Linked DNA regions of Homo sapiens: region 1 is linked to region 2. Evidence: chromatin contacts called from ENCODE Hi-C or POLR2A ChIA-PET data. All regions are on one chromosome and are shown on one strand. The core of a region is the stretch at or near the end of the contact, and the rest is flanking DNA. Distances in the headings are between cores, read along the strand shown. Region 1 holds the start of LINC01418 (long intergenic non-protein coding RNA 1418). Region 2 overlaps LINC01418 (long intergenic non-protein coding RNA 1418).

Region 1 (3,438 bases), core at 926-3,425, 78 kb after region 2:
GCACTCTGTAAAATGGACCAATCAGCACTCTGTAAAATGGACCAATCAACAGGACATGGGCGGGGACTAATAAGAGAATAAAAGCTGGCCAACCCAGCCGGCAGGGCAACCTGCTGGGGTCCCTTTCCATGCTACGGAAGCTTTGTTCTTTTGCTCTTCACAATAAATCTTGTTGCTGCTCACTCTTTTGGTGTGTGCCACCTTTAAGAGCTGTAACACTCACTGCGAAGGTCCGCGGCTTCATTCTTGAAGTCAGTGAGACCATGAACCCACCAGAAGGAACCAACTCTGGACACATGTTGAATAGGTAGTAGTTTGAATCCTAAAACAATTCACCCACGTGTACAAAACCCTGAGTAATGAGAAACCAGGGACAATTCCTGCTGGCCTGAAAGACAGTCCTGGACTGGGGGCGGTGGGTCACGCCTGTAATCCCAGCACTTTGGGAGGCTGAGGTGGGCAGATCACGAGTTCAGGAGATCGAGACCATACTGGCTAACATGGTGAAACCCTGTGACTACTAAAAACACAAAAAATTAGGTGGGCGTGGTGGCAAACGCCTATAGTCCCAGCTACTCGGGAGTCTGAGGCGGGAGAATGGTGTGAACCCAGGAGGAAGAGCTTGCAGTGAGCCAAGATTGTGCCACTGCACTCCAGCCTGGGCGACAGAGCAACACTCTGTCTCAAAAAAAAAAAAAAAACACACACACACAGTCCTAATATCCCCCACTGAAACTTCCTAAAAACAGCTAGTCCAGGAGAAACTTTTCATATTTGAAACTGAGTAGGAATTTTTTGTAAGAAAAGATTACACAAAAGTGTCATAAGAAAAAAAAATGGGTAAAGAATCTGGAAGAATAAATGACAAAGAACTCTCATTAGAAAACATGAAAGCAGATGAAAATTATAATCAACATACTGCCATGAATTTTTAAAACTGGAAACAATTACAACTAACAAACAAGAGCACAAGGCAAAAACAAAGAGCTAGAAAAGCTATGACATTATAAGGAAATGATATATTAACTGGTAGAACTCAGGAAAGAAGTAAAACGGATAAATCATTATTAAAAAGGGTTATATTGCGGTGGCTCACACCTGTAATCCCAGCACTTTGGGAGGCCGAGGCAGGTGGATCATGAGGTCAGGAGATCAAGACCACCCTGGCTAACACAGTGAAGCCCCATCTGTACTAAAAATACAAAAAATTAGCCAAGCATGGTGGTGGGCGCCTGTAGTCCCAGCTACTCCGGAGACTGAGCCAGGAGAATGGCGTGAACCCAGGAGGCGGAGCTTGCAGTGAGCCGAGATCATGCTACTGCACTCCAACCTGGGCGACAGAGCGAGACTCCATCTGAAAATAAATAAATAAATAAATAAAACAGATACAAAAATTAGCTGGGTGTGGTGGCAGTTGCCTGTAATCCCAGCTACTTGGGAGGCTGAGGCAGGAGCAGTGCTTGAACCCAGGAGGCGGAGATTGCAGTGAACTGAGATCGCACCACTGCACTCCAGCCTGGGCGACAGAGCAAGACTCCATCTCAAAAAAAAAAAAAAAATCAAGTGATTTCAGATTTGTCTGCTTCAACCTAAGAAGTGCCCCACTAGAAAAATGCCTACAAAGATTTTTGAGGAATAAAATATGACTCAAGAGTTTTAAACTCAGCCAAACTGTCATTCACATATAAAACCTATAGATAAATATATTTCCCATGAGACTTTTCTGAAGAAACTACAACAAGAGAAAACTCACTTAATCAATGATAAACGGAGAAACTACACTGAAATAACAGACACTGAACATTTAATCCACTTAACTGTTTGGCTACAACTAAAGTAAACATAGAGATAAAGACTACATAAACAAATGTAAATGGGAGTGGGAGTCCAGCACAGTGGCTCGCTCCTGTAATTCCAGCTGCTCTGGAAGCCGAGGCAGGAAGATCACTTGAGACCAGAGGTTCAAGATCAGCCTAGGCAATATAGCAAGACCCCTATCTCAAAAAGAAAAAAAATTTTTTTTAACTAGCCAGGTGTGGTTGTGCATACCTGTAGTCCCCATTACTTGGGATGATGAGGTCGGGGGATAACTTGACCCCAGGAGTTTCAGGCTGAAGTTAGGTGTAATCACACTACTGCATTCCATCCTGGGCAACAGACTAAGAACCTCCTCTCTTAAAAAAATAAGATAAAATAAAATAAATGGTATACACTCTCCTGACAACATAAAAAATGATTAAACAATAAGATTGAGAGACATAAAAAAGACAGGGAGTTACATAATATAGTAATTTTCTCATATTTATAAGCTAGAAAATTAAGAAATAGTGGTAATAAAGTTATAAGTAGATGTAAGGCTATAAAAGTGCATGTTAAAAATATATATAAGTAATCCAAAAACTAAATGGAAAGCAGAGGAAATACACTGATTTCAATATTGAGGAAAAATACAAACACAGAAGGAGAACAGTACAACAAAAATTTCACCCACAGAGATTACATGGAAAAAAAATTTTGGCCAGGCAAGGTGGCTCACGCCTGGAATCCCAGCACTTTGGGAGGCCGAGGTGGGCGGATCACGAGGTCAAGAGATCAAAACCATCCTGGCCCAAATGGTGAAACCCCGTCTCTACTAAAAATACAAAAATTAGCTGGGCATGGTGGCAGGTACCTGTAGTCCTAGCTACTCAGGAGGCTGAGGCAGGAGAATCGCTTGAATCCAGGAGGTGGAGCTTGCAGTGAGCCAAGATCGCACCATTGCACTCCAGCCTGGGCGACAGGGCCAGACTCCGTCTCAAAAAAAAAAAAAAAAAAAAAAAATTAAGCACTAAAAACAGAATTAACATAAAATATAGTGACAGAACAAAGTTGAAGTCTATCTGTATAGCAGCAAATGATTTGATGAAATACGTTTACTAAAAGAAAATGATCCAAGCAATGAAGCACCACATAGCAGTTTTTGAAAAATAACTATCAAAATCCCAGCTGCCTTTCTCGCTGAAATTGAAAAGCCAACCCTAAAATTCATCTGGACATGTGAAAAACCCACAATTGCCAAAAACAGTCTTAGAAAAAAGATGAACAATGTTAGAGGACTCATAGTTCCTGATGTTGATACTTACCACAGGGCCACAGTAATCAAGACAGTATGGTACTGGCTTAAAGACAGAAATATAAAACAGTGAAATTAAATTGAGAGTCCAGATATAATCCCCTACTTCATGATCAACTGATTTTTAACAAGGGTGCTAACACATTTCAGTAAGAAAAGAATAGTCTTTTTGACAAATGGTGCCAGTACAACTGACTATCCACATAAAAATAAATAAAGATGGATCTCTACTTTACAAAAAAAAATTAACTCTAAGTGGATCAAAGATGTAAATGTAAGGGCCAAAACTACAAAGCTTTTAGAGGAAAACGTAGGAGGAAATCTTT
Region 2 (3,162 bases), core at 651-3,150:
ATACTATTCAATGGTGTCTATGTACCACATTTTCTTTACCAAATCTGTCATTGATGGGCATTTAGGTTGATTCCATGTCTTTGCTATTGTGAATAGTGCTGCAGTGAACATTCATGTGCATGTGTCTTTATGGCAGAATGATTTATATTCCTCTGGGTATATAACCATAATGAGATTGCTGGAAAGAAATGTAGTCCATGGTTCTTTCCTCCTCCCACCCATCCTCCCTCACTAATGTAGGATGGTAACCCATAGAAAAGTCTACCCCCTACCCCCACAAACATTATAAATACATTTGCACACCCAGATATGCCCAATTAATTTTGGAAGAAACCAGGAGTGTTCTCACAAGTACATACCAAAAAATCCAATATGTTACCACGTGTCATCTGCAATTTTATTCTTCCTCTCCTATGACAGCCCTCTCTACTGACTATCCCTGGAACACATCCAGAACGTATGAAGAAGGGCCCTCTCTCCCTCAATATCCTCTGCATGCTCATATCTGCTCAAGGCCCCAATGTCTTGCAGACTGTTTACTGAGCCATCACTTTCAATATAGATGGCTCTCTACTTTCCACCATAGCACTCAGACATGAATCCAGTTGAGACTGGGCTGGCAGACAAATCCAAGTAAAAATACAGCAAGCTTGACTCAGAATGGCTCTTCCTCACTGATGACTCAGTTTTTGTTACTTGGCCAAGGTTGTTCTCTTTCTTTAAATCTGATTCTCTTCCATTAGGGTGAATTATATCCTAGGGGTGGGGGACTCCTCACTCCCTCAAACACATCATCTCCTGGCAGGTCCACCCCACAGTTCCCCAGGCACACCGAGGCAGGTCTGAACCCCAGGGATGGGCCCAGCTGAGGCTCCGTGTGGGATCCCTGCTATCATCATCAACAACAACCTTTGTTTTAAAATTAGGCCAAAAAAATATTTTAATGAATTGTTTAGGGTTGCAATCTGAATCCTGACAGTATTTAAAATACCTCTTGTGGGAAGAACAAATGTTTCTAAAACCTAAAATAGACAAATTGCACTGGCCTACTTTACAACAAGTCCTAACAAGTCATCAACAATAAAAACTTCCCATTTTCTTTTGGCCTTAACCAGACTAGGAAAGCACTGAGCTTTGGTTTGCAATTTTCCACTGGTCAAAAGAGAGCACTTTCTTGAATCACAGCCTACAGACATAGGCATTCTATGGCAGTTTCAAACTCTGGGGTTTTTCCCCCCAAAAGAAGGGCCACAAATAATCTTTCTGCTCATGGTTAATAAATTTATCATTTGAAAGAAATGTATCTTCATGGATAGGATCAATGACTTCTCTAATGAAAAGCACATTTCTATACATGTTCCTAACAAGATCTCATGGAGGGCCCATGAACGTTGAAGCAGCTGAAGCCTGCACAGCTTTCAAAACTAACTGCTTCCAGGTGCCCAATGAATACAACTTGAGCTCAGCTACAGCTATTTTCAACCTAGTGCCTAAGCGTCTTGTTCTTGCAAGTGTAAAGTTTCCCTCATTCTCCTTTTTATGGCCACAGGTTTCTGGGTTGCATAACACCCAATAAGAGAGCACCAAAGGGCTTAGTTTTATTGTTTTGTTGTGTTTTATTGACTAGATGTTTTATCCAGCTAATGTGTGCTGGAGAGGCAGGCAATAACAGCCCAATTATATCACTCATGCTCTTCCTCTCCTCCAAGTGCCCAGCGACCTAGCACACTTTTATTGCATCCACACGCAGATGTTAAAAAAAGAAGAAAGGAACGAAGGAGGACTGGTTAAAGTGTTAAAGCTGGAACCGCTCCTTTCCCAAGTGATCCTTGAAGGCCAAGAGCCTTCCAAAGAATGGCAGTTTGTTCCTGCTTGCGGTCATGGAGTCAGTCACCAGATCTCGTCTTGGGAAAAGAATGCTGTTGCTCTTTGGAGAAACGCCAGAGGAAACATTCTCCCCATTGGGAGGATTTGGGACTCCAGGATTGTGCCAGGAGTGCCTAACAATCCCTGAGTCTTTCTGCCAGCCTTGCAAATTCGATGGCATTTCAGTAAAGATAGAGGAGTTCACTCACACCCACTTAGATTTCTCAGTTATTAATTTTCATAATGTTTTAAAATAATTCATAGGAAACTGTGTAACCAAAGGTTTATTTTTTTGGAAGACAAAGTAAACAATTTTATGACTGAATAAGCGTTAAACCAGAATGCGATGTGCATCACAGGCAGTCCACTACAAAGACAGAATCTTACTCCCTTGTACAGCTGAGTGGCTTCAGCCCATCACATTAGTTAGGTTTTGCAATTTGGAGTCAGGTGACAAGTTAGGCCCTTGTCCTACCAGGAAACTGAAAGTGTGGGCCATATGTCCCTTGAGAATTACATTTCAAAGAGACAGCTCCCAGGAAACATTCCTGAGTTGAGATTGGTCATAGGTTTATTTACCCATTAAAAAAACTTGCATATATTTGAAAAGGAGGGAGAATAAAATTCTGAAAGAGAAAGAGAGTGGTATGGAGGGGACTCTTAATTTCCACAGGGAGAAAAAAGCCCAATATTTAATTTGTATTTGCCCTTCTACGTGCATCACCTTTCCCATGTGCTAGTCCCACAGGTAGGTTCCTGTCCATTCCCAAGGCCCTGCTTCCCTGTCTTCTTCAACCTGGTTCTTCCAAGGCTATGTGGCTGCACTAGGAAGACCCTGCATCCCCGCTGTACTCAGATATTTCCCCTCTTACCTGTACAGCCATCGTAGGGGAAGCCATCCGGGGCTCAGCACACTTCTCCCAGCTGGGCTGCCAGGGCTCTGTCCTGTTCCATGCCCTTTTAGCTGTGGGGCCCTGGAGAGATTACATAACTCCAGCCTTCAATCACTAAAGGGGTACCCAAGGGCAGTGGAGCAACTTCACTGAGTGGACACACAGAATCCTCATGATGCCTCCAACCCTCCCTGCCCCATCAACTTAATCAACGCTTTAGAATCAGAGAGGGTGGGATTCAAATCCCAGCTCTGTCACTTCCCAGTTCTCTGATCGTGAACAAATGGCCTAAGCTCTAAGCTTCAGTTTCCTCATCTATAAAATGGGAATCATGTAACTCGCCTCAGGGTTGCTGTGAATATTTAATAAGATACTTACACAGCACGTAGCATATCACCTGAAT

Evidence for each region. A loop is a pair of places that touch in the nucleus more often than their neighbours do. ChIA-PET counts read pairs that join two places held with the same protein, here RNA polymerase II (POLR2A).
Region 1: a loop to region 2 is called in a map of endothelial cell of hepatic sinusoid, with 8 times the contacts of the local background. The contact joins the promoter of LINC01418 here to the enhancer-like site in region 2. A Hi-C loop is called at or near these places in 1 of 168 maps with a recorded cell type or tissue (endothelial cell of hepatic sinusoid). POLR2A ChIA-PET finds 5 or more read pairs at or near these places in 2 of 52 experiments (HEK293 and activated T-cell).

What each region holds. Positions count from the first base shown.
Region 1 is chr15:81,965,019-81,968,456 of GRCh38, forward strand. LINC01418 (long intergenic non-protein coding RNA 1418) reads right to left here and starts at 2,176. Exons shown (of 6, transcript XR_001751640.2): 1 at 2,050-2,176.
Region 2 is chr15:81,887,396-81,890,557 of GRCh38, forward strand. The region is part of intron 5 of LINC01418 (long intergenic non-protein coding RNA 1418); the gene reads right to left. Among named protein-coding and RNA genes, the nearest start is that of LINC01418, 78 kb to the right of the region's middle. Within about 2 kb of position 1,901, at least 4 of the 41 ENCODE cell types and tissues checked have a DNase peak (open chromatin) inside an H3K27ac peak, as active enhancers do.